Regions from separate parts of the Mus musculus genome. Here region 2 is linked to region 1. The links are chromatin loops, found by intact Hi-C in ENCODE. Cell type or tissue: gastrocnemius. All regions are shown on one strand. Links, peaks and the distances in the headings refer to the core of each region. The heading gives the core; the rest is flanking DNA.

Region 1 (15,529 bases), core at 6,464-11,463:
ACTGGCTTTCTTAGCCTGTTTCTTATAGTACCACTCTAGCCCAGGGATGGCACTATCTACCATGGGCTGGAGCCTTTCATTCTGATCACTAATTGAGAAAATCCTGGATCTCATAGAGGCTCCTTCCTCTCTGATGACTCTTATCAGCATCCAGTTGACACCAGAACTAGGTCAGTATAGTTAGCCTGGCAAACGCCCCCCTCCCCTGCTTTCACCGTTCTCATTCTAGAGTACTGGAATTACAGGTGTGTAATCTGGCTCAATCACTATTTTGATCATACAATGATGTTTATATATGTATTTCTATATGCATCATTTTGTATTTACGTCTTTCAGGAACTCCTACTCCTTTTGTTCTTAATTCCATTATGCTGACCTATTCATTTGGTTTGTTTCCTACCCGGAAAATTCCTTGGTTTCTACCATGTGGATGTCCTGTTGTTTTCTTTCCTTCCTTTCTTTGAGACAGGGTCTCTATTATGTATCCCTGACTGACCTGTAGCTCTGTAATCCAGACTGGCTTCAAGCTCACTGAGATCCACTTGCTTCAGTCTCCTAAGGGCTAGGAAAAAGGAATACACCACCCATACAAGGCTAGTGATGAATTTTAAGATATTATTTGCCTTGATTTTAAAGGAAATAATCAATTGGTGTGGAATTACAGACTGGCAGATTTTTCTCAGTTGTTGGAATCTGTTTCCCTGTTTGGCCTGGCTGGCATCCCTGTCTAAGCCTCTCTTGTTCAGAATGTGGCTCCTCCTTGTGGCTACTTGAAAGATTTTCTCTTTCTCAGATTTTAAGCCATTTATTTGACTGATGGATCTATTTCTCTTTAAGGCTCCTGTCTAAGATCACTCACATCATTTGTGTTAGTCCATTGGACCCTACCAGCTGCCTACAAATGCTCCTTTAATCTGTGCTTTGTTTCACTCTTCTATTTTTTTCCTTTTTTGAAGTAAATATTTTTCTAAATGCAGATGACCTGAGCTCACAAAGATCATGGTGCATGTGTGGAGACCAGACAACTTTCAGGGTTAGTTTTCTTTCTACTGGCAAGCCATCTTTTCTTTCTTTTTAACTCTAATCCAGGCTGTCCTCCTAACTTGTGGCAATCCTTCTGCCTCATTCTGAGCATCTCAACATACTGGATGTTATAAACTCCATACTGGCAAGCCATTTTCTTCCTTTTGGAGACAGGATCTCACTCTAACCCAGCCTGTCCTCCAACTTGTGGCAATCCTGCCTCATTCTGAGTACTGAGGTTACAGATACTAGCCACCATGTCAAATTTTCTTCCTTTCTCTTCCCTTCTCATCTTTCCGTTCTTCCCCCTTTCTCTCACCTTTAGTGTTTTGTTTTCCTCTCCCATTTTCTGAGATTTAGTCAGTCACTAAAGACAAGAAGCTAGAAGTTACAAAGAATTTATTCTTATGTGTTTTTGTGAGTGTAACGTATGTGCAGGTACCTGTGGAGTTTGAAGAGAGCACATTAGATCCCCCAGAGCTGTAGTTATTGGCAGTTGTGAACCACCTGACAGGTCACTAAGTGTTCTTTTTTTTTTTTTAAGATTTATTTATTTATTATATGTAAGTACACTGTAGCTGTCTTCAGACACTCCAGAAGAGGGCATCGGATCTTGTTACAGATGGTTGTGAGCCACCATGTGGTTGCTGGGATTTGAACTCCAGACCTCTGGAAGAGCAGTCGGGTGCTCTAACCCACTGAGCCATCTCACCAGCCCCCCACTAAGTGTTCTTAACCAGTGATCCATCTCTCCAGCCCATTATCATCTTCTGACTTAAGAACTTTGTTTTTTCTGCATCAACTCATCAACACGTGGAGACCCACGTTGTTTACAACATTACAGTACATTGCCCAGGATCGTGTTTGGTGAGATGGGCTAGACCCTGATCCACAGTGACTATTACTGCCCCCTTTGTTTTTTGGACACAGTGGCCTCACTCTTGCAATCCACCTGCCTTATACTACCAAGTTACTACTCCTTTTAAAAACCAGAATAGTCACATGTATCTGCCATATTACAGAAGTGTATAAAGCCAAAGTGCTTGCTTACCATCTTCCTGCTTAAGCTAGTATGTGAATTCAAGCTGTCACATAGAACATTAGAAAGTTGAGCTACTCCCCCCACATAGTTTTAAACCTATAGTAGCATTACTTACACATACATACACTTTCTCTATTTTAAGAAAGGTGCTGAACTACATCCTAATAGTTTATCCAGTTGCCACATTAAATGCAATGTGTTGCTTTGCTGGTGACATTGCTCAGTTTTCAGAATGTCTCCTAAAACCCATAAAGAAGGCATGATAGCACCTGATAGAAGGAGGACTGGGAATTTTAAGACACTGTCAACTACAAAGACAGTTCAAGGCCAGCTCAGGCTATATGAAGTTTGTCTCAAAACCAAACCGAACCGAACCGAACCGAACCAAACCAAACCAAACCTCCCCACTCAATAATTACTGACTTACCTGCTACAGATCAAAGTAAAAGATCCACAAGTTAGGATAAAAGAAGAATGAAAATAGAAATTTGTGCAGACTGCGGGAGCATAATTTGCATAGCACAGGGTCACATTTTGCAAGCAACCCAGGACCTCAATTAGCATTCATTCTATTATGTTAATGAGGCAAGACTACTGTTTATCTCACATCAGGTTAGGCTTTCTGTCAAATCATACCAGTTGGACAGACTTCAGCCTTTTAAGCCTAGATTCTTATTTGCTAAACAAATCAAAAAGTTTTTCTGAAATGAGGCAGACACAGGAAGATCTCAAGTTTAGGTCAGCATGGGCTACATATTGAAACTCTATTTCAAAATTAATCAAAAGAAAAACAAAAATAAGTTAAAAGTTGAAGAAACAGAATTGAACACATTAGCAACAAAATTCTGATTCCAAGTATAGCACTGTTAGAGGCCTAAATATTCTTTGATTGTAGACAGGGTTCACTGTGTGTAGCCTGACTGTCCTGGAACTCACAGGTCTCTGCTTCTTGAGTGCTGGCACACCACCCCCACCTGACAGAATATTCTTATTTTAAAGTGTGTGGTACACGTGCATGTATGCCACAGCATGCATGTTGAAGTCAAGGGCAGCTTTGGGGATCAGGTTCTCTCCTTCCACCATATGGGGTCTAGCTCAAACAGGTCATCAAGTGTCTCTTCACACTGAACCATCTCACTGCCCCCACCAAATTTTGCTTTTAGAACTGGCATATTAAAGTAGGAATTTTAATTTTCAGGGGCAGAGTATTCAGATACCAATGCCACCTGAGATATGCTGTGAATCACAATGCTGTACCAAAAACTACTGCTTGTTCTTAAACATATGATGATTCTAAAATCTTGGGGAAAACAAACAAAAAAAATCCAAACCCCTTCTAACAGCATCTTTTAATCTGTCTGGACCAGATTTAGACTTCAGGACATTAATGAAGCAAAATGTTGCAAATATCCCAGGTTTATCTCAACTATGGTCATACCATACTGCCATCTCTTACTGAAGACTTCAGTTAACAACTGTCAAGAGTTTAATGTGGCTGCCTATTTCCCCAACATGAATTCTTATAGAACTGTTTAATTACACATTAAGGAAACCTAGGATGGACACTTAACAGTGGAATTTTATCATCCATATCCTAAATACATTTGAGTTTTAACTTTGACCAGTAATATACATATGTATATATATATGTATACATACTTTGTTCATTTATTCATCCATTTATTATTTATTGATTGATTGTGTGTGTATATACCTGTATATGAAGGTCAGAGGACAACTTGTAGGAGACAATTCTTTTCACCATGTGAGACCCAAGAATGGAACTCAAGATTAGCAGGCCTGGTAGCAGCTGTCTTTAACTAACTTTCTTAACAGCCCCCAACAGTTTTTGTCCTTTAAGGATTTCTCATTTTTATGTGTATGTGGTCCTGTGCACACAAGTACAGAGGCCAAGGGCATCAGGTCTCCTTATACCTGAAACTACAAGCAATTGTGTGCTAACCTACATGATGTTAGTAATTGAATTCAGGTACTCTGCTAGAGGACCTCTTTATTGCTGGGTCACCTCTCAAAACCCCACCAAAGATTTTGTTGTTGTTTGTTAATTACTTGGTGCTGGGAAGATGTTTCAGTGTTTAGGAATACTTGGTGCTCCCCTAGAGAGTTCCCAACGTCCATTTGGGTGGGTCATGGCAAACTAACTTCTGCTCTAGGGAATCCAATGCTCTCTTCTGGACTCTACAGACACCCACCCTCATGTGCACATACACATAATTTAAACATTAAAAAAACCCTTTATTTGAATATTTAAAAATCTGAATAGATGTTAAAAAACAGTAAAAACCATTCTTTGAAACAGTTTCATAAAAAAATTAATTTAGAAATTATTTTTCATGACCTGTAGGTTTTTTTTTGTTTTTGTTTTGTTAAGTGTTTTAAAGTCTACTGGTTATCACTGAGATTTGAATTAGGATGTGTACAGTGTTGAGCTTACATATTCTAGAAATATTTACATGTCATACTTTGTGTTTAGCATTGAAACAGAATTAGTAAGTTGCATATGTTAATATGAACTGATGATTAATCTTTTGATCTCTTTCTCTTAAACAACAAAACACTTGTCTAGGAAACGTGCAAGCAGTCTTATGCAGAAATGGAAAAGGGTTTTGCCTGACCAAGGAACACAGTACACGAAACACCAAAGAAAGAAGAAGAGTCCTTTACAGCGAAGCAGTGATCAGTTCAGATGACCCCTATGGCCTCCTGGATGGGCACATCAAAACCACCCGGGGTCTTGGATTCCATGGAAACCTCAGACTAAAAAAGTCCATTATTCCAGCACCGCAAACAATCTCTGTCCCTATAGATGATCTATGTCAGTTTCTCATCTTAGCCACTAATGGACTTTGGCAAGTTTTGGACAAGAAGGAAGTCACTGCACTGGTAATCACCTTGTTTCATGCATATAAAGAAACCCATGTTCCTCGCCCTAAAAGCAAACCCTGGCCACCTATAGGCCTTCTTTCCCCACCAGACAGTAACATCCGAGTGCTGTTCCAGTACCAGCCTGAAAATGAAGACATTATGTCAACTGCAGATGGGACGAAAGGGCTATCTGACTCAATATATGCTGAAGCTTACACTCATCAGGGTACATTTTCTCCAAAAGTGACCCCTTATGACCCTTGTAGCACAAAAGAAAATAGCAGCTTACCCACTATAGACAGTAAGCAGGAAAATGAGAAAGAACTATGTATTAAGAATTTCTACAAAGGTGCAGCTGAGTACATTGGCTGTGAACTTGTAAGTGCTGCAATAGAAGGGGGTTCCAGAGACAGCATCACTGTTATGGTAATGTTTCTCAATGGGAGCGAGTATCACAGGCTGACATAAAAACATTCCAATGACCTAGAACAGCAAACAGTGCTACAAAGACTCCCGTGAAAACCATTCCTTAGACCGGGAAGGAAATACAAAAGCTGCAGCTTATATATCATGCGTATTATGGTGTATACTTTATGTCAAAGACAGAGAAAACTCAGTGTTGCTTTTTACATCACTTTATTCCAACCTGAGCACCTCAATATAAAACTAAACACCGGTGAACTGTTCTCCTTACTAGTTTTGAGTTACTGTAAAATGTACAAGTTCTGCTAGCAGATCAACACTTAAATAGATTAAATCATCTGACACATGGTAGATTTCATATAATGAAAATACCTAAAATAATTAGTGCAATATACTGATTAAAATAAAATGGACTTCAAAAAACAAGGCTTCAAGATTATTACTAATAACATTGTAATACTTATGTTACAATTGCAAGTACATTGTTTATTATGGTTCTAGCCATGTAAGAACAGCAAAGCCCCTTCCTTTCATAGGGGAAGAAAGAAATAATTAGCTGTTTTAGTAACTGTACATTTTGTATATGTTTAGGCAATTCTTAAATATTATAGGAAATAATAAACATATGGAGACTACAATGCAGTACTCTATTTACAGTACAGCTGAAGATCATATTTAAAATAATCAAGTTTGAATGTACATAATTGTTAGTGCACTGACTAATTATGCCCAAAGGGAAGCAGAGCCCCCTCCCTGTTCCAGACACACCTCTATGGAATAGCCAACAGTGATTAACTAGAAAGCAGATACCTGGTTTGTTTCCACTTTTTAAAAGAAGCTCATATGAAGGGACCACTATCATTAAAATGCATTTATCGGTTTCATATTCCTAAAACAGCATGGGGTTACATGTGACTTAATTTTTTCAATCAAATTTTAAGAAGTAATGGGACTGAATAAAATTAAGATGTCATCAATATTCATTCCTTCTTTCTGGAGATGCAAGACTGTTTTGTTGGGATTGCTTTATTAATATGTGAAATGTAGACTTTTTAAGAAAATCAAATTACACCATTTGCTTGGGTTTTATTGTTAAGCGTAAGTCTTCTAAAAATGTTTTCTAAAGCATACATTAGTAATTTTGAACATGTCATTCCTGACTATTATCCCAGTTTGGAGACTGGGTGGGTTAAGAGTGGGTCCATACCCACTGGAGATGAGCTGTTCCCCTGCACTTTCACATGGAACAAGTGTACACACAGTCCTCATTTTCCTTTCTACTGCTGGAGGAGCACATGCATGTTATTAAAAATTAAGTTCAAAACACTCAAAATAATTCAGAATTAGAAACTTGATTCTACCATAGTCTCTTTTTGGAAGTCACACTGGGCCGGCTAAATGCTCCCAACTCCATGGTTTTTGCCATTCAGGAAGTTCACACTGGAGCTCAGTTACTACAACACTGGCTTCTGGCTGGCTGTGCAGGCTCAGTAAGGTCTACTCCTCGTCCTCTGGCTGAGTTTGCACCAGGATTCTGTGGTTCATTCTTTGGCAGCTTTTTAGCTGAGAAATAAACAAAATAAAATTGTATTATTCATATTAAAATCACTTAGACCTGCTTCTTTATAATACTCTCCCTGTTGGGTTATTTCCAAAGTTTTATGTGACTGTTGGCTCTTTTCAAAGGTTTATTACTTACTAAATGCCAAAAAGCAAAACAAAGCACCAAACAACCCACAAAAATAAAAATACTCTTCCCCAAACAATAATCCCCACTCTTTGCTGTATTAAAAGCGTTTAATCTCTTAGTATTTTCGAAGTAGTAGGTAGAGGCCAATTGTAGATATACCATTTAAACTTAAATTTAACTAGGACTACAGATAATTCTTATATCAATTCCCTTAGAAATCACAGTTTTCTTATGTCGTATTGGGTCCTGTGCACACTAGGGAAGTCTAGTACCACTTAGCTACACTTAGCCTTTTTTTTGTTTTTTTTTTTTTAAAAAAGATTTATTTATTGTTGTAAGTACACTCAGTTTTCAGACACACCAGAAGAGGGCAACGGATCTCACTGTCGATGGTTGTGAACCACCATGTGGTTGCTGGGATTTTAACTCAGGACCTTCAGAAGAGCAGTCAGTGCTCTTATTCGCTGAGCCATCCATCTCTCCTGCCCCAATTAGCGTGTTTTATAATCATTAACTGTCTATTATATACAAGCTGCTGGACATGGTGCGGCATGACTGTAATTACCATGATTCAGTACAGAGAAGGAGTTGGAACAATCATTTGAGTCCAGGAAGTTAATTAAAACTAGCCCGAGTAGCATATCAAGATTTCCATTTTGAAAAACAAAACCAAGCAAGACACACATAAAATCCAAGCCAATAGACCATGGCCAGCTACAAAATTTATAAAGAAGCTCACATTACAGCAACATTCTCTGGGCTATCACAAATAATTCTAAGTCAAGTCAGGATGTGAACAAATTCTATTGACAGAATAATCAACCCAACCAAACTTGTCCTTTATTGTGTAATCCAATCAATTACACGACTTATAACATCTTTTCCTTCTTGGGCTATGACAAACCCTGATTTGATCTACAAATACCAATACTTAATACACATGAACAGCTTTGTGGATTATAAATTGCTATATTATATATTGCTAGAATACTGGTTATGTGGAATATGCTCCCCACTAAAGTTCACCTGCTAGACACATGGCTTTATCCTGAGGACTAAGCAGCAATACGACCAAGAGTGGTGTTTTATGTCCAATGCCGACCTGAATCCTGGACCTTACATACACATTACACAAGTTAACTATCACTAAGCCATATACCTCCATCTTGCCATTTTTTAGCCCTTTATTTTGCCTACTTTCCCTTCATCAATATTATCTTTAGAATCTTAGCTTCAGGAAGCAGGACCTGCACTGATGCTTGGGAAGGAAGACTCCACTGAGTCATCCTAGAAATTACTCTAGAGAAGGTTCGGTAATGTATAATAATGATAAATGTTCAGTCAGATGCATTTACATGTAATGCCCAGTAAATGGATTAACAATGGTACTAGGTATGGGAAGAGGATGGTGAAAGGTAACCTGGTCCCTGGTTGAGCTAAGGCTAGAAGCCCCTGAGACCCTGAAGAGATGGTAGGAGCTTCACTTGCTCTTGGGCACCAGGCCCTTGCCACTAGCTGTAGCCCCCCCACCCCCCGAAACAGCCCAAGCCCCTCCACATGCAGATGAGGAAAAGGACGTGACCTTTGGTCACATAGGTTCAAGACAGACTTCCATGCTAATGAGGTATATAGAGACCTGGAGGGTGTAGCCAATCCTTCCCAAACACTCCTCCCTGTAAAAGGTATTTAAACTCAGGCCCTCCCTGAGAAGTGGGGTATGGTTTTACACATCCACTTTCCACCATGGCAATATATGATTCAGAACTACAGACTGTCTTTTCTCATCAGGATCCTCAGTGGGGAGCCATAGAGAAGACCTGTGCCTACAGAGCAGCTGTCTCATCTCCCATAGAAGGCCTCTCTGCATTCCCAGCCAAGACCACCATAAAGCCTGAGCCTGCAGTCAATACAAGCACTCTTCCCATGAGACCAGTCGGAGCTCCCCATCCTGCTCCCACTCCCTAGCCCAGGGCTAAAACCAGCCCCCCTCCCCAGACCCCACTGTTCTCAGTTCTTCCACCACTTCCAAATGTGCCTGGGTATTCAAGTGCCTGGGAAGTCTAGAGCCCCAGCCTCTTCGAAGGCTTTGCCTGGGACCAGGCCCCCCACTCCCTCCCCCCAACTAGCTCTGGCTGTCTTGTACCTCAGACTGCTCTTTCCCACCACAAGTAGTGCTTTGGCACTTTCCTACAATACAAGCCCAGTTTGGCACAGAGTGCAGTCAAACTCTGTGTTCTGTATCCTCAAGCTGTGAAGCCCTGTTGCAGAGTGGATGCAGGACTCACAACTAAGGAAACCGAATAAAACAGCACTATATATCATATTATAATCAACACCAAGTTGGGTTTTGGAATGAGCATAAATTTCTCCTCTATGGACTTTCTATAATCACACCTGACTCAGATGAGGAGGTGGAAGGAAATGAACTTCAGTAAGGACTCTTTAATTGGACTGTACCATATTTTCTATGAGATTTGCTAAACTAACTTTATCAAAGAACGACTCCAATCCCAAACACATATGTTTGTGTTTGTGTGTAACCTTGGCTGTGCTGAAATTCATTCTGTAGACCAGGCTGGTCTCACTTGAAGACCCATCTTCTTTTTTTTTTTTTTTTATGTATTTATGTATTTATTTATATGTAAGTACACTGTAGCTGTCTTCAAACACTCCAGAAGAAGGAGTCAGATCTCGTTACAGATGGTTGTGAGCCACCATGTGGTTGCTGGGATTTGAACTCTGGACCTTCTGAAGAGCAGTCGGGTGCTCTTACCCACTGAGCCATCTCACCAGCCCCGACCCATCTTCTTTTACCTATCAAGTGCTGGGATTAAAGGCATGTGCCACCACAGCTTAGCTTGGTATTTCTTTTTTCTTTTTTTTTAAAGTAGATGATTGTAATGGAAACATAGGCTTTCTAACAACTATAGATGTAACATCTCATGATTGTACTCTAAAGTTTATGATTTAAAAAAAAAAAAAGATTTATTTATTTCAGACAAACCAGAAGAGGGCGGCAGATTTCATTACAAGTGGTTGCAAGCCACCATGTAGTTACTGGGATTTGAACTCAGGACCTTTGGAAGAGTAGTCAGTGCTCTTACCCGCTGAGCCATCTCACCAGCCCCAGCTTGGTATTTCTTTATAGAAAGGAAATAGTTTAATCTGAAATGAAATCTAGAAGCTGAGGATAGAATCCAGGCTTCAGGAACACAATACAAACACTGTACCACAGAGCTACTTCTATAGTCTAAAAGTTTTAAACTTAAGCCTATAGTGTAGCCCAGGTTAGAATGGTGGCTCCATCCTGTAATTCCAGTAATTGGGAGGCTGAGGCAGGAGGATTTGGAGTTCCAGGCCAGCCTTGGCTATATGTGAGACCCTGTCTGGAAAAAAAAACAACAACAACAACAACAACAACAACAACAAACCAGGTTCAGTTAGTGAGTTTTTTGTTTAACCATTAAGTTCTGAATTTGGGTCCTCACCACCCATGTAAAAACATGAATACGTAACTCTAGCAGTAAGGGTAGATAGATCATGAGGAGTAGAAAGAGCTTGTGATTTCCAATGTGCTCAGATTTCACTGAAATATCTGAGCTTTAAAAAAAAAAAAGTGAGATAGCAGGATAATTCAGGAGGTAAAGGTGCATGCCACCAAGCTTCATGACATCAGTTCCATACCTGGAACCTATATGAAATTAAGAGGAGACTAGCAAAAACTGAAGTTGCCTTGGAGACCCCAAGATGTTTGAGATGCCAGAGTTATGGGCTATCTACTGAGGAAAGCTGCTAAGGGAATGGAAACATCCCAGGAGAAAAAAGTTTGTTGCAATCAACAAAGATGAAAAAGGAGTTGGAAATCTGAAGACTGCCCTGAAACAGACATGGAGTTGCAGAGTTTTGAGTTTGCCCAGCTGATTTCCTGTCTTGCTTTGGGGATTACAGTTAAGTGATTAGATGAATCTCAGAAGAGACTTTGAGCTTTTAACACTGTTGAGCCTGCTATAGACTATCGGGACTTTTGAAGTTGGACTAAATATATTTTGCATTATGTTATGTTTAGGTATGGTCTCAATAGATTCATATGTTTGAACAAGCATATGGGGGCCTGGGAGTGAAATGTGATGCTTGGCCCAGTGAGTGGCACTATTAGAAGTTGTGGCCCTGTTGGAGTAGGTGTATCACTGTGGGTGTGGCTTTAAGACCCTCATCCTAGCTGCTTGGAAGCCAAGTATCCTGCTAGCAGCCTTCAGATGAAGATGTAGAACTCTTAGCTCCTCCAGCACCATGCCTGCCTGGATGCTAACATGCTCCCATCTTGATGATAATGGACTGAACCTCTGAACCTGTAAGCCCCAACTAAATGTTGTCCTTGTGAGAGTTGCCTTGGCCATGGGGTCTCTTCACAGCAGTAAAGTTAATGGATTGGGGATTTAGCTCAGTGGTAGAGCGCTTGCCTAGCAAGCACAAGGCCCTGGGTTTGGTCCTCAGCTCTGGAAAAAACAAAGCAAAACAAAACAACCCTAAGTTAAGCACCAATACAAGTCCTTCCTCAGTATGAGACCCTGTCTCGATGGGCATGGTGGCGCACGCCTTTAATCCCAGCACTTGGGAGGCAGAGGCAGGCGGATTTCTGAGTTCAAGGCCAGCCTGGTCTACAGAGTGAGTTCCAGGACAGCCAAGACTACACACAGAAACCCTGTTTGGAAAAACTAAAAAAAAAAAAAAAAAAAAAAAAAAAAAGGTCAGACCTGGTGGAACCCCATATAACCAGAACTCTGAAATCTGAGGCCCAACAACCCCATGTTCTAATCCAGCCTTGACACATACCAAGCCCAAACTTGAACTCAAATTCAATAAAAACCTCAGGAAAACAATCTTTAATAATTTCAGCAATACACCACCTGCCTACCATTTTTAAGGTCAGGGGTCTGATCTTTTTCCCAGATGGGAGAGAAAATCTGTGCTAGTTTTGCTTTTTCACCTGTGTGAGTTATGGTGAGTGTGTGTGTAATGTATACTTAGGACAGAAAAGGCATCAAATTAGACGGCTTAACATGATCCACTGTCTCAGGCATCCAGAGTGTCTTGGAATATATTCCTTACAAATAAGAGGTGTTACTTTTCAGTAAATCTACCTTTGGAAAATCTACCTCTTATCTGTAAGATCAACTTTTAATTCACCTCTATTATATAACCCAACACTCACTGAATTCATGAATGAGTATAAAATCGACATTAATGGGGCTAGCAATGGGGTTACTTCAGTGGAAGGTATAGACGGCGGCTTAGAAAATTGGAGGCCCTAAGTTTAATTCATACTACTGGAAGAGGAAAAAAAAGTTAAGGAAAGGAGGAGGAAGTGGAAGAAAGAAGGATGAAAGGAAGGAGGAAAGAGAAAGGAGGAGAATAGAGGAGAAAGGAAGGAAGGAGACGGAGGATGCGGAGCAGGAGGAAGAAGAAAAAAAAAGACAGCGTGGACCTCCTAACTTCCAATCAATCTCTTCTTTTTTAACCTTCCCCAACTCTGAGGAAGGGTCTTTAGCTCAGGCTGGCCACTACATCCTGCTTCACAACCAGACTTTGCAATATTCCTAAGAAGATATTGCTTAGTGAAAAGGACCTAGAAAAATAGTATAATCAGGAAAAAAAAAGATTTAAGAAGGGTGAGGAACATTCAGTATATATTGCTTTTCATTAGATATTAAGCTTACCTATTGCCATAAATATTTCATTTACATTCATTGATGTCTTAGCTGATGTCTCCATAAATAATAAGCTGTTGTCATCTGCATAGGACTGTGCTTCCTGTTTAAAAAAAAAAACCAACCCTTAAGCATATACTGTATACAGTTTATTTTATAGATTTTCTTATTGGATTTCTATTACTAACAAGTGGAGACTATGCTGTTGCAGAGGAAGAAACAATGGGTAGAATAATTCACCACGAATACTTTTTTATCTTAACGTTTTACACATTCTACCCTTACTCATCAGATCTAAGATTAACCCTAGTCACAATAATTGGGGGACAGTGTATCATTTTACCCTAAATCCTCTTCAAACACAATGGCAACATCTACTTACATCTTTTAAAAATACAGATTTTGTAATAAATATGGAAACCCAATGTCTTAGCACTGGCAACTAATGAATTACGTCCTCATGTTAAATTTTCAATGACATACAGCATTAAAATTTAAACTACATTATGAACTATTTCCCTTAAAATTACAAACTGCCCTACATTTCTGTCATGCTTTCCAGTTTACCTATATTGTTGCCTTTGATCCTCTTAGAACACCTGAGGCCCCTTTGAGCTATTACAGCACAGGCCCACTTCTGAACAAAACTGAAGCTCTCTAAGATGTTTTGCTGAGGAGTGTAATTGTTTTGGACAGCATAGCAGATAGCAGACTTCACACGGTCATCGTAAGAATTAACGAAGTTACAACTGAAAATGCTCTGCTTAATACACCATGATACAGTAGCTTCCTCTATCTACACTCTAGCAATGTCATAAAAAGAGCCTCATCTACATATTGGGCCACAGCTAGAGCTATGTGAGCAAAAGAAATAGTTTTAATATAAATAATTTTGTAAATATGAGTAGCATTTACTGTTTTATAGTGGAAGGCATTTTGAATTAATTACCTTAAATATATACAGACTGGAGGTCTATTAAGATCAGGCTGGCCTAAAACTTGTGGCAATACTCCTCCTACCTCTGCCTCCCAAGTAATGGGACTATAGGGATACACTGCCATGCCTGACTCAAGCATTATTATTTTTACATACATACATAGTACACTTATATATCTGTATGTATGCTATGTATGTATGCAATGTATGTACATATGTTTGGGGTAGGTATATGCCAGTAAGCATGCATGTGGAGGGAGGTCAGAGGACAATTTACATTTCTCTCCTTCCAGCACCTGGGTTCTAGGCATAGAACTCAGCACCTTTACATGCTGAGTCACACTGCTGGGTCTCAAATAAAGAGTAGCTGAGTCTATTTTTGTTTTGTTTTTTTTTGCTTTTTTCTGAGACAGAGTGTCTCTGTGTAGCCCTGGCTGTCCTGGAACTCAGAAATCCTCCTGCCTCTGCCTCCTGAGTGCTGGGATTAAAGGCATGTGCCACCACGACCTGCTGAGTCTCTATTTTTTAATTGCCTTTTAAGGACTTGCGTGCATGCACACATATATACACGTAATTGTGTGTTTGTGTAGCAATATATGTAGTATATGTGTATATAAGGTAGGAAGAACATTAACTTTTTCTCAGGTTGGAGTGGAGGGATGGAAGGTACAGAGCAGTATTTCTGTAATCTTTCATGTAATTCTTTTTGGGAAGGGACAGGGTTTCATGTAGCCAAGGCTGTCTTTACCTACTCCCCACCCTCATCCTCTTCCATCTATTTCCCCTGATATTATGTTTGCTACCATGCATGCCTGATTTACACAATGGCTCAGAATAGAACCCAAAACACCCATACACTCTAGGCAAGTGCTCCCTCTATCTATCTATCAATCATCTGAGCTATATCCCTGACCCCACTAGGAAAAATATTTTATTTGTTACGGTTTTACATGTTTTTTCAAAATCTGTATTTTTAAGGTTTAAAATTACTTTAAAACAAGATTTTGATTTAAAAGTAAAATTCCACATACCTGGAAGTCAACAGCTCTTTTATTTGCTAAGTCAGCTTTGTTTCCTGACAAAGCTATCACAATATTAGGACTTGCTTGCCTTTGAAGTTCTTTAACCCAGTTTTTTGCTCTCGCAAAGGATTCCTGTTAAAAGGAAGAAAAGGCTATTTGGCATAAGCTCAAAACAGAGTTAGAAAGCATTCTCTATGAGATAAGGCTTATAGAATCTAGTGCAATTGTTTTCAACCTTCCTAATGCTAAAAACTTTAATACAGTTCCTCATACTATGGTGACCCCAACCACAAAATTATTTTGCTGCTACTTCATAACTAATTTTGTTAGTTATGAAATGTGCTGTAAAAGTCTGATACACAGCCAGGTATGGTGGCGCATGCCTTTAATTCCAGCACTTGGAAAGCAGAGGCAGGCGAATTGCTGAGTTTGTGGCCAGCCTGGTCTACAGAGTGAGTTCCAGGACAGCCAGGGCTACACAGAGAAACCCTGTCTCGAAAAACCAAAAACCAAACCAAACCAAACCCACCAAAACAAAACAAAACCCCTGATATGCAGGATGGTCTTAGGCAATCTCTGTCAAAGTGTGGTTAGATCCCCAAAGGGGTTACACCCCACAGGTTGAGAACCACTACTCTAGGGTGACCCTGTGGGAAGATTGTAGTTTTTAGTACTATGTCATTTAAGGCACTTTCATTTTATATTTCACTCACAAAAAAGCTCTGGCAGAAATGTTATGACTAGCTACAAATGAATTTCCCAAAAATCTTTAGCCAAATTGTAAGTAACAAAAATGAT
Region 2 (15,529 bases), core at 6,686-11,685, 160 kb before region 1:
GAACCAACTACAAGTTGTCCTCTGTCCTCCACACAAGTGCCATCGCATTCACATACACACATACAAGCATGTGTACACACACACACACACACACACACACACGTGTGCACACAATGTTAAATACAAAGAAACACAGAGCCATATTAAATTATTCTATTTTCCTTTCCTCAACTCTATGTAAGTAGAGAAACATGCTAGGTAAGGTCATAGTGGGGAAAAGTACTCAGCCTAGGTCCTCCATGTGTGTATGGGAGAAGAAGTTTTAGAATATGACAGAAAGAGAAGGGGTTCGTTCAAAAACCTTCAAAGGCAACAGGGCAGAGTAAGTGTTGACGTGGCATAACAGTCCTGCTTCATCCCAAGGAAATAATATTGCTCCACTCTTACAGATCATAGTTGAATGTTTTAGTTAATTTTGTCTCGGCACATTTCTCAGGCATCATCGGTGTTAAGCAGTGGAATTAGTTTTCTCCTCTGCCATGCACACAAGTTAGTACCTGACTGGAGAAGCTCATAGCCCTCTCCAGTAGAAACAAGCAAGACCCGTCCATATGCAGGTAGTGATTTCATTTGATTGAGGAGATCTGATAGCTCTAGCATTGCAATCGGGAGTGGGTGCTGAGAAAGGAATTAATTACTCTCCCTAAATTCAACAGGGCTCAGTGAGGACAAAAAGGAGGTTGAGAGACTAGAGAGACGGCTCAGAAGTTAAGAGCTCTGATTATTCTTGCACACTAACCACAGTTCCAATCCAACACCTACAGCAAGAGGTTCAAAACTCTCAGAAATGCCGTCTCCAGGGGATCTAGTGTCCTCTTCTGGCCTGGTTACCAACATGGATACACGTGCGCCCACGTGCATTCCCCCCCACACACATACACACACACGCACACACATGCACGCATACCACACACATGCACACATACACATGGTGATAACAGGTTTGAAGCAAAAAAATAACTGCTTCCCAGATGATGTTTCCTATCAGAATTCTACACTAGGTCACACCTCTCTTTGGTTTTCTTACATTACAATGTATTGGAGCAGGATAGGGCAAAATGATATAGATGCAGAGCTTTCACACTCCATTGAAATCCTCCAATAGCCACACATAACATCTACATGGAAATGAATGCCATGAAGAGACATGTAAGACACTTATCACCCAGGAGGCCGTGAGTCCCTGATTCTTCCTCCCTCACTCTGACACTGGGAACAGGTCCCAAGGAAAAAGAGGACCGTCACACCCTCTGGCTTTTCCTTCAGCTACTTGTCACAGCACACTGACAAGCTAATTTAACTTGAGGATTCTGAACTGATTGTTCCTGTTACCCCCAGCATAGGTGAAGCCCAAATTCTATAAGTCTATATTCCAGAAACATATATTGTAGCTGTAGGATTTGGAAAATGATTAGAAATATACAGAAGCTGGTAAAATGGTTCAACAGGTAGAGGTTCTTATAATACAAACCAGATGACCCCAGTTTGACTCCACAAAGCTGTCATCTCTCCTTCACTTGTGTGCTATGACACTTGACTTCACATGCACACACCATTCGCACACACACCAATATAGTTTTACAAAGAATTTTTAAAGGGAAATATACATATGGAATCTATAGTCTAAGAACAATCATTTACTAGTTTTTCTCTCTGAAAGTCTAGCCATAAGGGAACTTAACCTACCCTCACTCTGTTAGCTTCAAAACTTCTTTTTAAAAAAGATTTATGTGGCCAAGCAAATTGACAGACACCCATAATTCCAGCAGTCGGAAGTTGAGACAGGTGGACTGCTATAAGTTCGAGGCCAGCCTAGTCTGCCCGGTGATCTCCAGGTCAGCCAGGGCTAATAGAGAGGTCTTGACTTGGGGGGAGGGAGGAAGAGACAAAAACCCTTTATGTGTATAGTATGGTGGTTTGACTAAGAATGGCTTTCACAGGCTCATATATTTGAATGCTTAGTCACTAGGAAAGGTGCTATTTGAAAAGATTAGAAGCATTAGAAGGGGTGCCCTTGTTGGAAGAAGTGTGTCACTGGGCATGGGCTTTGGGGTTCCAAAAATGCTTATCAGGCCCAGTCTCTCTCCCTCTGCCTGTGAATCAAGGTATATCTCTCAGCAACTGCTCTAATGCCTACCTGCATGTCACCATGCTTCAACATGATGATAATGGACTAAACCTCGGAAACTGTAAACAAGCCCTTAAATGCTCACTTTCATAAGAATTTCTTTGATCACGGTGTCCTTTCACAGAAACAGAACAGTGACTACATGCATGCAGTGCTTAAGGAAGCCAAATTCCCTGGGCCTGGAGTTAGAAACAGTTGTGAGCCACCATGCGGGTTCGGGGAATTAAAGCCAACCCCCTGCAAGAGCAGCCAGTGCCACTTAACTACGGAGCCATGGCTCTGACCCTCTATCTTGAACAACCCTTCGAATAAGAGTGACTTTTGGCAGACTCGAGCCAAATAAAAAAGATAAACGCCTGCTTTCTTTTCATCAGTAACACAGTAGTCAGCTACATCCAAAGAGCCAGTGTGTAATCCAGAACTGTCCACAGTAAGATCCCTACCTCCACTCCACAGCTAGTGTACTAAAAACGCACAGAACGTCCCTGAATGAAACCCACTTCCCTCTCACAAATCCCACTCGAGACACACTCATTGTCACAGAAGTCAACACGTCCACCTTAGCCAGCACTGGTCTCCCACAGCACCACCCAGTTCTATATCTATAATGAGAAAATTGCAATAGCATTACCCATGGGGAACCTTATAACTTCATAATATCCCGGAGCTTCTGTTCTCTTCACTGGTTCCATGAAAGGCCAAGCATTTGGATGGTTCTTGAATAAAAGAAAATAATAAAGATAATAAGGTATCTCATATGGGAATGTCAAGTGGGAAATCACTTCAAAATAAGAGCATGAGATAAAAGACAAATACACCCACCTTCACCTGCTGCAGGATGTTCTTGAGGGTGCTGTAAAGCTGCTCAGGGTCTTTGGGCTCTTTACTTGAAAGAACAGAGAGCAAAGGAGGAAGGATTAGTGTTCTTGCTCCCAGCCTCTTCACCACTCAGCTTAGCCTCACAGGTAGGTCCCAGCCTAGGAACTGAAGCCCACCAACTGCTGTGTACCAATTAACATCACTTGGCCCTTTTCCTCTAACACGCTGGAAGGGGGAAGAACACTTCCATTAACATCCTCTAACCCAGCTTGCTTACCTTTTCTCTTTTCCACTTGGTTTCCAGCCTGTCTCTCCTATATGTCAACAAAATTAAACACTAAATGAGAACTGCTTTGGGTCAAGAGAATAACATACTTACTACTTATCAAAAGCATCATACATGACAGCCACGTCTCAATAAATGTCTATTAGGGGAGACACACTGCAATTAGTGGCATATATTTTCTTTCTCACACAGCTTACAACATAAAAGGTTTTCACAGACTGGCAGCTATATTAACGTCTTTTGTTCTCTTGATTCATTAATTGCTTCTGTAGGGCTGAGTATTGAAGCTAATACCACACACCACCACTGAGGCAAGTGCTGTGTCCCTGAGCTTTTGTCTCAGCTAGTTAGTGTGTACTAAGGCAACTAACTCTTCTAATTCCAACTCTTCAAAAGAAAGAAGAAAGGCAGAGAAGAAAACAGTACTACACATTTAAACTGCAAGTCTAATGTCTTCAATTACCCTACACCAAAGTGCTGCTATTATTTTAGCTCAGGACAATATTCTGCTCCTTGTTTTGTTTGGCCAAGTTCCTGCTGCTTGCAATGCACATCTGGTTTACAGAGACCTGGTGTCTAGGGCATCTGGATTTGACTTCTTCTCTTATCCTTTACCCCTTCCTTGATTTACCTACCTACAAAGCAGAACTATGGAAATTAGGTGTGGTTAGCCCTTGTGACATTAGTTGATACTAATAATAATTATTTTTAAAAAAAGAAGCCCAAATATCTAAACATTTGACCAAGAAGGAAAATAATAAATCGTGAACAAATAAAATAAACACAGAAAAATACCTAGCACCACTGGGCATTCAACAATGGGGCAATTACTCGGTCATTAACAGTGACTACATGGAGACATGAGACCTGGGTTTCAGCAAAAAGAGTTCTGAGGCAGGGCAGATGCAGTGAGACAGGCATCCTGTCTCTTTCCTGGAAAAGTTTAGTTTTGTGTCTGTCTGCCGAAGGCAGGGAGGGGTTGAGTCATCATAAGAACTTAGGTTCCAACCAAATAAGATTGCCAAATGATAATTGCTAGCTTCTAATCTACAAACCCCAGTCATTTTGTACGGTTCAACCCAATACAGTTCACTTTTAGAGAATAAAAAAAAAGAATTCTTAAGAAAGCTACTGTAAAATAAAAACTTGAAACAACTGATGTGACCTCCATCACTTGGAGAGGGAGGAAGAAGGAAAGTCAGGCTATGGGTCCATCACAGTGGCACCAAGGCAGGTTGTCCACAGCAGGCGATTGGGCGAACAGAACGAGTTGCTCCATTCTGACCTTCTGCCTGATAATTTATACAACCGTTTGAAGACCAGTTCCTCCATTCGTAAATATGAAAATCTAGAGTTTCCACACTACTTAGTACACATTCCTGTTGCCAAGCATTGTGTGCAAGTGCCAGGCTGAATAAATTATGGATATTAATAACTTCTTTTTAAAGGTACACTGTCTGGGTTGAGTTAAGAAGAAAAAGACATCAGAAACTCTTTATTATTGCCCTCCCCGGCCCCAGATAATGTCTCACGCTTGTCTTGGTTAGCCTCAAACACTACATCCTCCTGCCTTAGACTCCCAATGCTGGGATTGCACGAGAGCTCCTCCACAACCAGCTTGCTGCCCACTTCAAAGACCACAAACACCACGCATGGAAAAGGAGACAGGTGAGAGCTTTTCAAAGGACTGCACTCTGGAAATCGTTTCAAACATATCTCACAGGAGCAACAGAAAAGTTTGCTTTTTTTTTTTTTTTTTTTTTTAGAAAGTATCTTATACATACTGATTCCAGGAATGCTTTCTATAGGAATCTGCCGAACTCCATCTTTGAAACACGAAAGTCCAGGGTAGACTTTTCGAATCTGGGCTTGTTTTCTTTCTATCAGCTTTTTAATGATCTGAAAAGCATAGGGAAACATGTGGTTAGAACAAAGAAGCCACACCACAGACCAGGACAAGTCAGGTAAACCAAAGAGATGGTGCTCCTGAGGCTGTACAAGTTTTTAATAAGACAAAAAGGCTGAATACACATTAGCAGGTAAGAAACAGAAGAATTCTGGGGCCAGTGACGTGGCACAAGGGGTAAAGAGGCCTGCTAACAAGCCCAAACACTTGAGTTCAATCCCTGGGATTCTACGTAGTAAAAGGAGAACGCTATCCCCAGCAAATTGTTATCTGGCCTTCACATGTGTCATGGAGTGGGGGGGGGGGGTATAAACACACACACACACACACCACATACATAAATACAAAAAGTTAAAACATATCTTTTAAAAGAAGTATTCTTTTATACCATACTCATGTAGCAACATTCACCCAACCCTTTGCCACTAGGGAAATGACCATCAGAGAGAAGGAAGAAGGGAGGCTGGCTGGAGGTTGGCAGGGGCCCCTCCAGACCCAGCCTCTTGTAGTCTCACATATGGACTAAGATGTAAGAATCACACTCCACGGCAACCTACTCATAGGCATACACATAAGCAGCCATACACCTCCCTGCCCAGCACCTTTTCTCCCACTCTTTCTACGTGGTCCTATCTACTGTGTCCACCATCTTCTGTGCTAGACACTGACCTAATCTTTGTTCATTATCCCCAGTGCACACAGAGATTCTATCTATAAATCTATCTCACCTGTGGAGAGGTCTCTCTCCACCTTCAGATGATTCTAATCACTCCTGGACTAGAAAAGTTCTCCGTATCCATAGCTTATTCCCTGCTGTTGTTTCTCAAGGGGCTTTCCACAAGTGGAGTCTGACATTTGAGAGTGTTTGGATGTTGGAGTTTCTCATTAAAGATGCTCCATCAGTAAGTCAATGGAAAGAATGAAGAATAAGAAAAAAAAAAACAGACTCTAAAATACTCGGGTCACGAGCATTTTGCATCAGAGATACTTAGCCTGTCTCTACAAGAAAATAATTATTTCATTATGGTACGGTTGCAGCTCTCTTTTAAAAAATCTAGTTCAAAACACTGAGAATAAGGATATGATTGTGCAACCCCAAAGGCTCAGAGAACATCCTGGAAGAGAGGGCAGAAAGAATGCAAGAGCCAGCAGATCGGGAGGAACGTTGTAACGTTGTAAAAGGAAAGCCTCCGGATACGCACCAGATGGTACATCTGCGTACACACGTGAACTCACCCAAGTTGTGCTTACCTGCCCAAGAGTTAAAAACTGTATCATGAAGAGGGTAAAAATTCCAGATGCCATACCCTTAAATGAGAAGCCAATAAAACTGATAGCTTCGGGGGGAGAGTCACTTTTCTTTGTGAGTGTGGCCACTGATAGGCTGTCAGTGCCTCAGTGGATAACCCCATGCATGTGCATGCATGAGCAGCACTAACTAGAGTTAGTGATTTGGGGGTTATTTTTTAAGGTATGAAGGTGGGAGTCATATGAATGATATATTGGTGTGATGCTGGAGAGAGGAGCAGAGGGTGGATATGAGCAAGATACATTGTATATGTGTGTGGGAAAAAAGAAAACTAGGGTAATACTCCAAACACTGGTCCATTCAATGGTATGCGTGAAAAAAGACTAGAGACAAAAAAAGGAGAAGTAAAAGAGGAAACAGAAAAGAGGAGAAAGACTTGTCTTTTAAAAAGTGAAAAAACGTTAGCCATCTGAAATATCTCTGTGCTTCCAGCTTTCTCCTATACAGTAAGAGTGAACAGATCATTCTCTGAGGGAATCTGCAGACTCCCAGGGGACTCTCATTCTACTAGGGGATGAATCCTTGTAGCTAGTGGAAGATTACAGAACGAGCAGCTGTCAGCACAATGCTAGTGTCAAGCGATCAGCAGCCACCGATGCACCAAAGAGCTGCCAAGTCTAGACCTGCTTGTTAAGACTGAAGAGCAGTGAGGGAAGGTGACTCTTTAAAGAAGGCAGGCCAGAGGTGCCTGCTACATTAAGAATTCTCCCACTACCCTGTTTGGAACTCCCTACTAGGCAGACATCTTTGACCATGCAGCAAAAGTACTTTGATTCTCTAACAAAACAAAATTCGTTTTGCTCTTCTAATAGCAGCACCTGCCTGACCCACTTTAAATAAAACACTCAGTGAATGACTGCTGTCACTAGACATTACGTAAGCTTCTGGGCTGTTATATGTGTCACATCTAGCAAGCAAAAGAATTGGGATTAAGGATCTTAATAGAGAGCAGATGGGTTTAAGGCAGATGTTCCTCTTTGGTAACTTGTCAGGGAAGAACACAGAAGGTTAAGTAAAAGGAGTACTGGATGAAGCAGATGTCACCCACATCCCAGCTCCCAGATAATGGTCCTGGCTATTCCAGAGTTCATTCACTTCATGAACAGTCTTGTGGACTCTCTAGTATGCCATTCTGCCTTCTAAAAGGTGCTAGTCACTGTAAACTCACACCTGGAGCCTTCTCCAGCATTACCATTTCTTGTTTGCAAGCCTAAAGAAGGACATATCAACACAGATAACAAACTAGTTCTTTTTGTTGTTGTTGTTTGTTTGTTTGTTTTGTTGTTTTGTTTTGTTTTTTTCAAGACAAGTTTCTCTGTGTAGCCCTGGCTGTCCTAGAACTCACTCTGTAGACCAGGCTGGCCTCAAACTGAGAAATCCGCCTGCCTCTGCCTCCCAAGTGCTGGGATTAAAGGTGTGCGCCACCACTGCCTGGCACAAACTAGTTCTTATAGGACTTCAGATCATGAAGTGTAAAGGAGAGAAATAGACACTAGAAGAGATGTCTCTGCAGGATAAATAATTAAATCCGAGTAGGTGAGTCAGGCTGATGCTGTACAAGTTTACAGAAACGTTGGAACAGAACCTGAAAGAATGCCGTTTACCTGAGTGACAGGGTATTGTGAGCCAGAGGCCAAAGCATCAGCAATGGCCCTTGAAGATCCTTTTGGCGATGAAAGTGAAGAGATTAGATTGCAATGGGCTCGTACTATACGAACCTGGCGTGGTGGCGCACGCCTTTAATCCCAGCACTTGGGAGGCAGAGGCAGGAGGATTTCTGAGTTCAAGGCCAGCCTGGTCTACAAAGTGAGTTCCAGGACAGCCAAGGATATACAGAGAAACCCTGTCTCAAGGAAAAAAAAAAAAAAAGATGTACTATACACATGCTATATTTTACACAATTTAGCAAGTGCGCGCACGCGCGCGCGCGCGCGCACACACACACACAAGGCGGGGGAGAGGATGGGGTTAGGGTGGACCCAGTGTAATGGTGAAATGCAGTCCACCCCAAGGCTGGCCTGGGCAGAACAGCAATCAGCAGCTCACCTCCTTCTGCTTTTTAATGATGACAGAGAACTCTGTGTATGGGATCTGAGGGTTCAGCTCACATCCCATCAAAGTGGCCCCTTCATAATCCTTGATGTAGCCAACATATTTGGTTTTAGGTATTTTGATTTCTTTGGAGAAACCCTACAAGGCAAATCAGATCACTCATTAGGGTGCTGTGCATAACGCCTGCACAACTGGCTGCTAAGGGCTGGCTCTGGGCCAAGCCTGGTGCCAAGGATTCAGAGGAACTCTCTTCCCAGCACCGTTGCCCTGCTCTGAACAGCAGCCACACAGAGAGCCCCCTGATGAACAAAACCATCAAAAATCAAACAGTGCCAACAGGAAGCAAATTTAAAAGTAAAAGTGTCTGGGGGTGGCAGCGTGCACATCAGGAATCCCAGCAGGAGGAATGTAAATTCAAGATCGAAATAATGACACACACACACACACACACACACACACACCGCCAAGCCTGAAGCCTATGCAGACCTTATCAGAAACGAACATTTTCCAGAAACTAAGTCAATTTCCCTTTTTTTTTTTAATTTTTAAAAGAGATTCAGATTTAGTGAAAGACCCAGTTTCAAAGCAATACGGCAGAGAAAGATGTCTGGCTTTGGCCATCAGAAGTGCAGAAACAGGTGCAAGCACCTAGACAAACACACACACACACACACACACACACACACACACGTATATGCATACACAGTCTGAGAGCACACGGCTTCGTTGGGAACCGACCTGCTTCTTGAAATAGCCGATGGCATACTCATCTGCATATGTGAGGAAGTTGAGGATCTCGTGCTTTATGTGGTATTCTTTGAGATGGTTCATCAGGTGGGTTCCATAGCCCTGGTGGAAGTAAAGATGCTCAAGAAAAGAAATTCCTAACAACGTGACAGAGAATGGTAGCTTACAGGAGTTTGCAGTTTTAAATATTTTACCAACCAGGGTCTTTCCTCGAGGAACTATTTCTTGCATGTCTGAATTTTGAAAAGGAATCACAAACTAAGACATTCAAAATCTGCGGTTCAAAACAAAATTATCACAGGCAAACACTAGCTCCGGGTCCTTTGAAAATAACACAGTAAGACTCCAAACTCAGTCCTAAAATCCTTCTTGCTGCCAAATGTTTGCAGAGTGAATGCTGATGGTGAGTTTAATCTTGAAAGTATTTGAGAAGCTGAGATGAAAGGAGGGAGGCAGATGAATGGTGCTGATCTCATTAGCATATCTGAGGTATGTAAATGAGCCATGCAGATCTTCACTGGGTACTGTGTATGCTGAGCTAAGCATTTACCTGTTCCAGGCACCAACAACCCTTCTAGCAACTGCATCACAGACACAGGACTTCCAGCTTGGTTTATCAGACCAAGAAAAACCTAAGAAACCCAGAATCTGAGTCAGCAAAAAAACAGTGGAAACAAAAAGACGGTGAACAATGTTGAATAAATGACTGGGTTAATGTATGAAAACAGGCCCAGTGTTCCGGTGTGCACCTAAGGAGCTGGGACTGAAAATGCTGGGCTGGGAGGGTCTAGATTTGGTAAATAAGGCTATAGATAAAAACCCTGTCTCAAATTTTTAAAAATGAGAGTTGGGGCAAGGGGTTGTACAAATGTATGAAATTCTCAAAGAATTAATGAAGTATTTTTAAGATTAAAATATTAATTTGAAAAGTGAAAACTATAGTGGCGACGGCCGTGTATCCAGAGATCAGTGACCACCACAAAAGACAGACAAAACCACACAGAATCACAGCACACAATACAAGAGCTAACCCTCACTCCTGTTTACTTCCACTGCCCAAGCCTCAAATCAACCAGTATCATGAGTGGGGACCCTTTAGCAATCACAGCACTCCTTCTCCACTATGCCTGGCTACTATCAGGTGGGGTGCTCTGTCCCATAAAAGTCAGCAGCGACACCTCCCTTTTTTGGAGAGTGTTCTTCCAGTCGTGTCAGCCAAGGACATTTTTCCTTATACACATACCACAATACCAAGACACTGTGAGTTCGGATATAATGTGAATAGAAAAAACAAGTGAAATGTATCTCATGGAAGAATTCCTGGTGACACAGGGAAGAGAGAAAACACAATTATAAACGGAACTTCAGTATGGCAGCTTACTAGTGCTAGCTGGACGGTGCTAGGAACACAAAATGTCCATCAGCAAGATATGTGTGAATATACATTTTATACTTCGTGTTCACATGGCAATATTTTGGACAGATTGGGTTAAATAAAAAGTATAAACATTTTTACCTGTTTTTATTTTACTTTGCAATATGACTCCTAGAATTTTTTATCTCATTTGTTCACTTATTTACTGGATGTTTTGAAACAGGCTAGCCTGGAACTTACAGAGATCCACCTGCCTCTGCCTCTCTGCCTCTCTGCCTCTCTCTCTGCCTCTCTGCCTCTCTGCCTCTGCCTCTCTGCCTCTCTGCCTCTCTCTCTGCCTCTCTCTTTGCCTCTCTGCCTCTCTGCCTCTCTGCCTCTCTGCCTCTCTGCCTATCTCTGCCTATCTCTGCCTCTCTGCCTCTGCCTCTCTGCCTCTCTGCCTCCCTCTGCTGGGATCAAAGGTGTATGCCACCACACTTGACTTAGAAAAAGAATTTTATGTGAAACTCGGATTTCTGTTATACAGCATGTATTGAGAACAGTGTATTATTTGTCATGTGTAAAAGGAAAAGAGATAGAAATGATTAAGTTAGGCATTTAAAAAGAGTGTGTCAAGTTGCTGGGGCGAGAGAGATGGCTCAGCAGTTAAAAGCACTGGTTGTTCTTCCACCGTACCTGTGTTTAATTTCCAGAATACCTAGAGAATTGCTTCAGGAAGACCAAGAATGAGCAATGGATGGGCGTACACACAGATCAGGATCTGCGTGATCCAACAGAGAAACAGAAACCACAGCATGACCGCGCCCCAAAACACACAAAATTTCAGCATGTTTATTATGCAGAGTTGATCACGGGGGAAGGAGGAGGCTGAACTGTTTCATACAACTGAACAAGGAGACAGTTTACTAGTCTCCTAGGAACCGACTCTGCAAGAGAGCAGTTTTCAGGCTGTAAATATCATGGCAATGGTTCTCAACCTTCCTAATGGTGGGACCCTTTAATACAGTTCCTAATGTTGGGATGACCCACAACTGTAGAATAATTTTCATTGCTACTCCATAACTGTAACTTCGCTATTGTGATAAATCAGAATATAAATAACTGTTTTCTGATGGACTTAGGAGGCCCTATGAAAGGGTGGTGTGACTTCTGTTCCCCAAAAGGGTTTCAGAAGCACTGGGTGAAGGGAGGAAAACTATGGTGGACATCTTCTGCCCACACTATTAAACTCTGCAAGAGAACCAGCCATCTTTATAAGCCTCGCTCTGTGGGAGAGGAGTGTAGCTTCTGACTTTTCCCCATGAGTCGAGGCTAGGGTCCTTGACATGGCCGGTTGTAGCAACAGCAACCACTTGCTCAGGACCTCCCACCATCAGGGCGTGTCCACTCCTCACACGTGTATATAAGCAATCAAGTCTCCTGAGAGATCCCTCAGCCCACTGTAAGCATCTGGAAAGACACTCTCCAGCTGCTCCAGCTGCCTGCAGGCTGTGCAGTGTGCTCCAGGTGCCCAGCTTTGGGGGGGCTCTCACTCACACTGGGGTGGGCCTTGGCTGATAAGCTGTCTTTGAGTCATTTCTGCTCGTCTAAGTAACCCTTCACCCACATTCCTTCACTAGTTAAAAAAAAAAAAAAAGGCCAAAAGCCAAACAAACAAACAAAAACAAATATTTTCCCCCTTGTTATTCCTACTGAGTCTGTAATGTTTGGCCTCCTTCTTCCTTCCACACTGCAATAAAGAGAGGAGGTGGAGGAGAGGAGAGGGAGAGAGAAAATAGGCAATAGGATCAGGAGCTCAGGGCCACTATATAGCAAATATGAGACCACCATCAATTCCAGGAGACTTTTTGTCTTTAAAGGGGAGGGAAGCAGGGGAAGGGGTGTTGGGCAGTGAACATGGGAGGGACATGCAAACCTAACCACACTTGGAACAGAAAATGCGTCTTCCAGTGACTTATTTTTAGTCTTTGTAAATGGCAGTCCTTCTTTGACTCTGAAAGAACTAATAGACTCCTTCGCCCTGCACTGCCCAGGACAGAAGCCACCAGCCTCTTGTGCTCACTGAGTACATGAATGTGGCCAGTCCAAACTGGGTGGGACAGGCTGGGAGTCTAAACCACACAGCGGTTTCAAAGGCTTAGTACAGAGAATGCAGATGCTGTTGACGATTCCTCATGATACTGAATTTTACCTTAAATGAAACATATTTGAAAAAAATGGCCTCTCCTGCCTGCACTTGCTGTTTTGAAATAGATTTTCTAGAAAGCGTAGACTAAGTGCAGTGATGGATTGTGTGTGCAGCTTCCACACGCTACTGTTGAACAACTTGCCTCAGACCTTACAACAACTTTGTTTGTAGTGCTCCTGACTCCTAAGCTGTTCACGGCCCCTTCTCACACACAGTTTCTTCATACTCTTTTGTATCTGTCTGCAACCTGTGGGTCTTAACCCCTTTGGGGTCAGATATCAAATATCCTACATTTATATTACAATTTATAGCTAGCAAAATTACAACTATGAAGTAGTAGCAAAAATAATTTTCTGTGTGGGGGTCACCAACAGCATGAGAATGGTATTAAGGGGCAGCTTTAGGAAGGTCTGTTGAATGCCAAAAGCAAAACCTTCTAAGACGGAAACAGTGTCCTCAGAAAAACAGAGTAGAATACGACAGAGTGTAGAGAAGTGCTCTTTGTACCCAGCACATCTAGGTTATTCCAGGCAACCCTAAGAAAGCACAGCCTTAGCGCCAAAGGAACAGAGGACCCGTGCCAGAGACAACATGGGAGGGACAGAGGAGGACTTCAGCAAAATCAAAACCTAATGCAGGAACAACAGGGTTACAGCTATGTGTGGCAAAGTGCTAACTTAGCATGCACAGAGCCAAGTCCACGTAAATACTCTTCTTCTTTCCGTCTGTTTCTATTTTAGACAGGGCCTTCTGGGCTATCCTGGACTTAATAGGTAAACCAGGCTGGCCTCAAACTCACAGAGATCTACCTACCTCTCCTTCCTATGCACTGGGATTAAATGTGTGTGGGCCATCACACCCAACTCCTTTTGGGATTTCCTTAATATTCGTTTCTCTTTATAGACAAGGTCATGAGAATCTTGTTGAAGTGTGTGAGATAACTAAATACTCTGTGCGTGTGTGTGTATGTGTGTGTGTGTGTGTGTGTGTGTGTCCCATCTGATTGTCTGTGTCTGTTACATATAAATTAACAATAAACACAGATTTGCCTGCCATCTGCTACTGTCAGGATACAAGCTCTGCTTAGACAAAGCCTCTGTGCAACCCTACTAAAAATATTCAGTCTGATGAACTATGCCCACATACACACAGGGAGAGAACTTCGAAGGAAGGCCTGAACTTCACATCCTGAGCCTTCTCTGAGCCGAGCCTAGAGGGAACTCCCATGCTCCTCTGCAGCAGCAAGAAGCCCTACCCCTGCTTCCCTGCCAAGGTCCTGGGCAGCTCTTACCTTGACTTGTTCATTTGAGGTTACTGCACAGAAAACAATCTCTGTGAATCCCTGGGATGGAAACATCCGGAAACAGATACCACCAATGACACGGCCATCTTTAATTAAAGCAAGGGTTTTGTGTTTCCTAAAAATAAATAAAATAATGTTCAATCAGAGTTTTATCTTGTTTGGTTACGTAAAACACTTGTGGAGATGCTTCCTGCTTGGAAGGGGATGGGTTGTAAGTTCTTTCATCTAGATGCTAGGCAGCCATTTCCCTGGACTCTACAGGGCAAGCCTACTTCATCAAAGCTCCCACCAAAGCAAAGAAAGTATTCCCTGAGAAGAGCCTGAGCCCATAAGTGTGTGCTTAGAAGGGTTCTGAAACTGGCATGCCCAATGTCCAGCGGGCTATAGGGGTTGGAGGGAGAGCTCAAAGCTGTACACAAGGATGGCCTGCATTTCTGAAGAGTTCACACTTACACAGACAGTGACGTTACATCAAAGAACATAACATCCACATGTAGGAACTGTCAAGCCCCCATGTGTGGAATCTCACCTGACTGACTCACTCTGACTTGCCACGTGCACAGAGCACATTTCACATAGGCTGTCTCGCTAACTAGGTCAAAATACAGCCAATTGGAGACATCTGCTTACTTGTTGTTGGGTTTGTTGGGTCTGTTATATATAAATTAACAATAAACACAGATTTACTTTCAAACCTCTGTCTGCCATCTGCTACTGTCAGGATACATGCTTTTTGCAGACTGACTGATTGATTGATTGATTGATTGATTGATTGATTGATAGAATTGTGCATTGAACCTAGGGCTTTGTTTATGCTAGGTGAGCCCTCTACCGATGAACTACATCCTCATCCTTGGTTGTTTTGTTTTGTTTTTCCTTAAACCCATAGATTTTGTAGGTTAACATATCCAAAATCCCAATGGTTTTCCCAAGGTTTACAGAGTATATGGCATAGCAGATATGGTGCTGTCCTCTGTACTTCTCCTGAAGATCCAACACAACTTTGGTGCAACCTTACCTATGGGTACTTGGTCTACAGTGGTACCTAGTTAATATAACAAAGCCAAGAATGTATGGGCTATGAAGTAAGACACCCTAGGATTTCTATGCTCTCGTGGCTATAAAATTTCAGTCTATTAATAAGAATGTAAAAAGTGTTGATAGATTAATCTTAGTGATTTTGACCCGAAAGTTATATCAGTATGGCTCTCTATCAACAGTAGGACAGAAGGCAGCTATATTCCAAGGGCTGAATGTCACTGTCTAAATAAACAGTTCGTCCTTGGACTGGAGAGGAACTAAGGAAGAATGAGTTGAACTTACGGGTCAAAGACGAGCCGTGTGATGTACTCTTTGGGCATTCTGGGCAGCTGGTGGGAAAACACATTCTGGAGGCCCACGAGCCACATCAGGATC

The links. A loop is a pair of places that touch in the nucleus more often than their neighbours do. Peaks named below come from ENCODE experiments on the same cell type or tissue, not always from the same donor. Only the 100,000 strongest peaks of a DNase experiment are listed, where the experiment ranks them.
Region 2: it touches region 1 in a loop (2.5-fold over the local background); 2 of 42 quality-filtered maps call a loop at or near these places.

What each region holds. Positions count from the first base shown.
Region 1 is chr17:53,497,722-53,513,250 of GRCm38, reverse strand. Rab5a (RAB5A, member RAS oncogene family) reads right to left here. Exons shown (of 6, transcript NM_025887.4): 4 at 14,741-14,863; 5 at 12,782-12,875; 6 at 5,573-6,937. The coding sequence ends at 6,822. Pp2d1 (protein phosphatase 2C-like domain containing 1) reads left to right here. Exons shown (of 3, transcript NM_173449.3): 3 at 4,653-5,791. The coding sequence ends at 5,419. Among named protein-coding and RNA genes, the nearest start is that of Rab5a, 26 kb to the right of the region's middle. In gastrocnemius, for the core only: no CTCF peak of the experiment used is centred there; a DNase peak (open chromatin) is centred at 9,015.
Region 2 is chr17:53,653,138-53,668,666 of GRCm38, reverse strand. It overlaps Kat2b (K(lysine) acetyltransferase 2B), which reads right to left. Exons shown (of 18, transcript NM_020005.4): 10 at 15,437-15,529; 11 at 14,102-14,228; 12 at 9,239-9,349; 13 at 8,495-8,638; 14 at 5,018-5,132; 15 at 3,225-3,261; 16 at 2,951-3,014; 17 at 2,760-2,844. Among named protein-coding and RNA genes, the nearest start is that of Sgo1, 28 kb to the left of the region's middle. In gastrocnemius, for the core only: a CTCF peak has its summit at 11,111 (motif pointing left); DNase peaks (open chromatin) are centred at 8,716 and 11,067.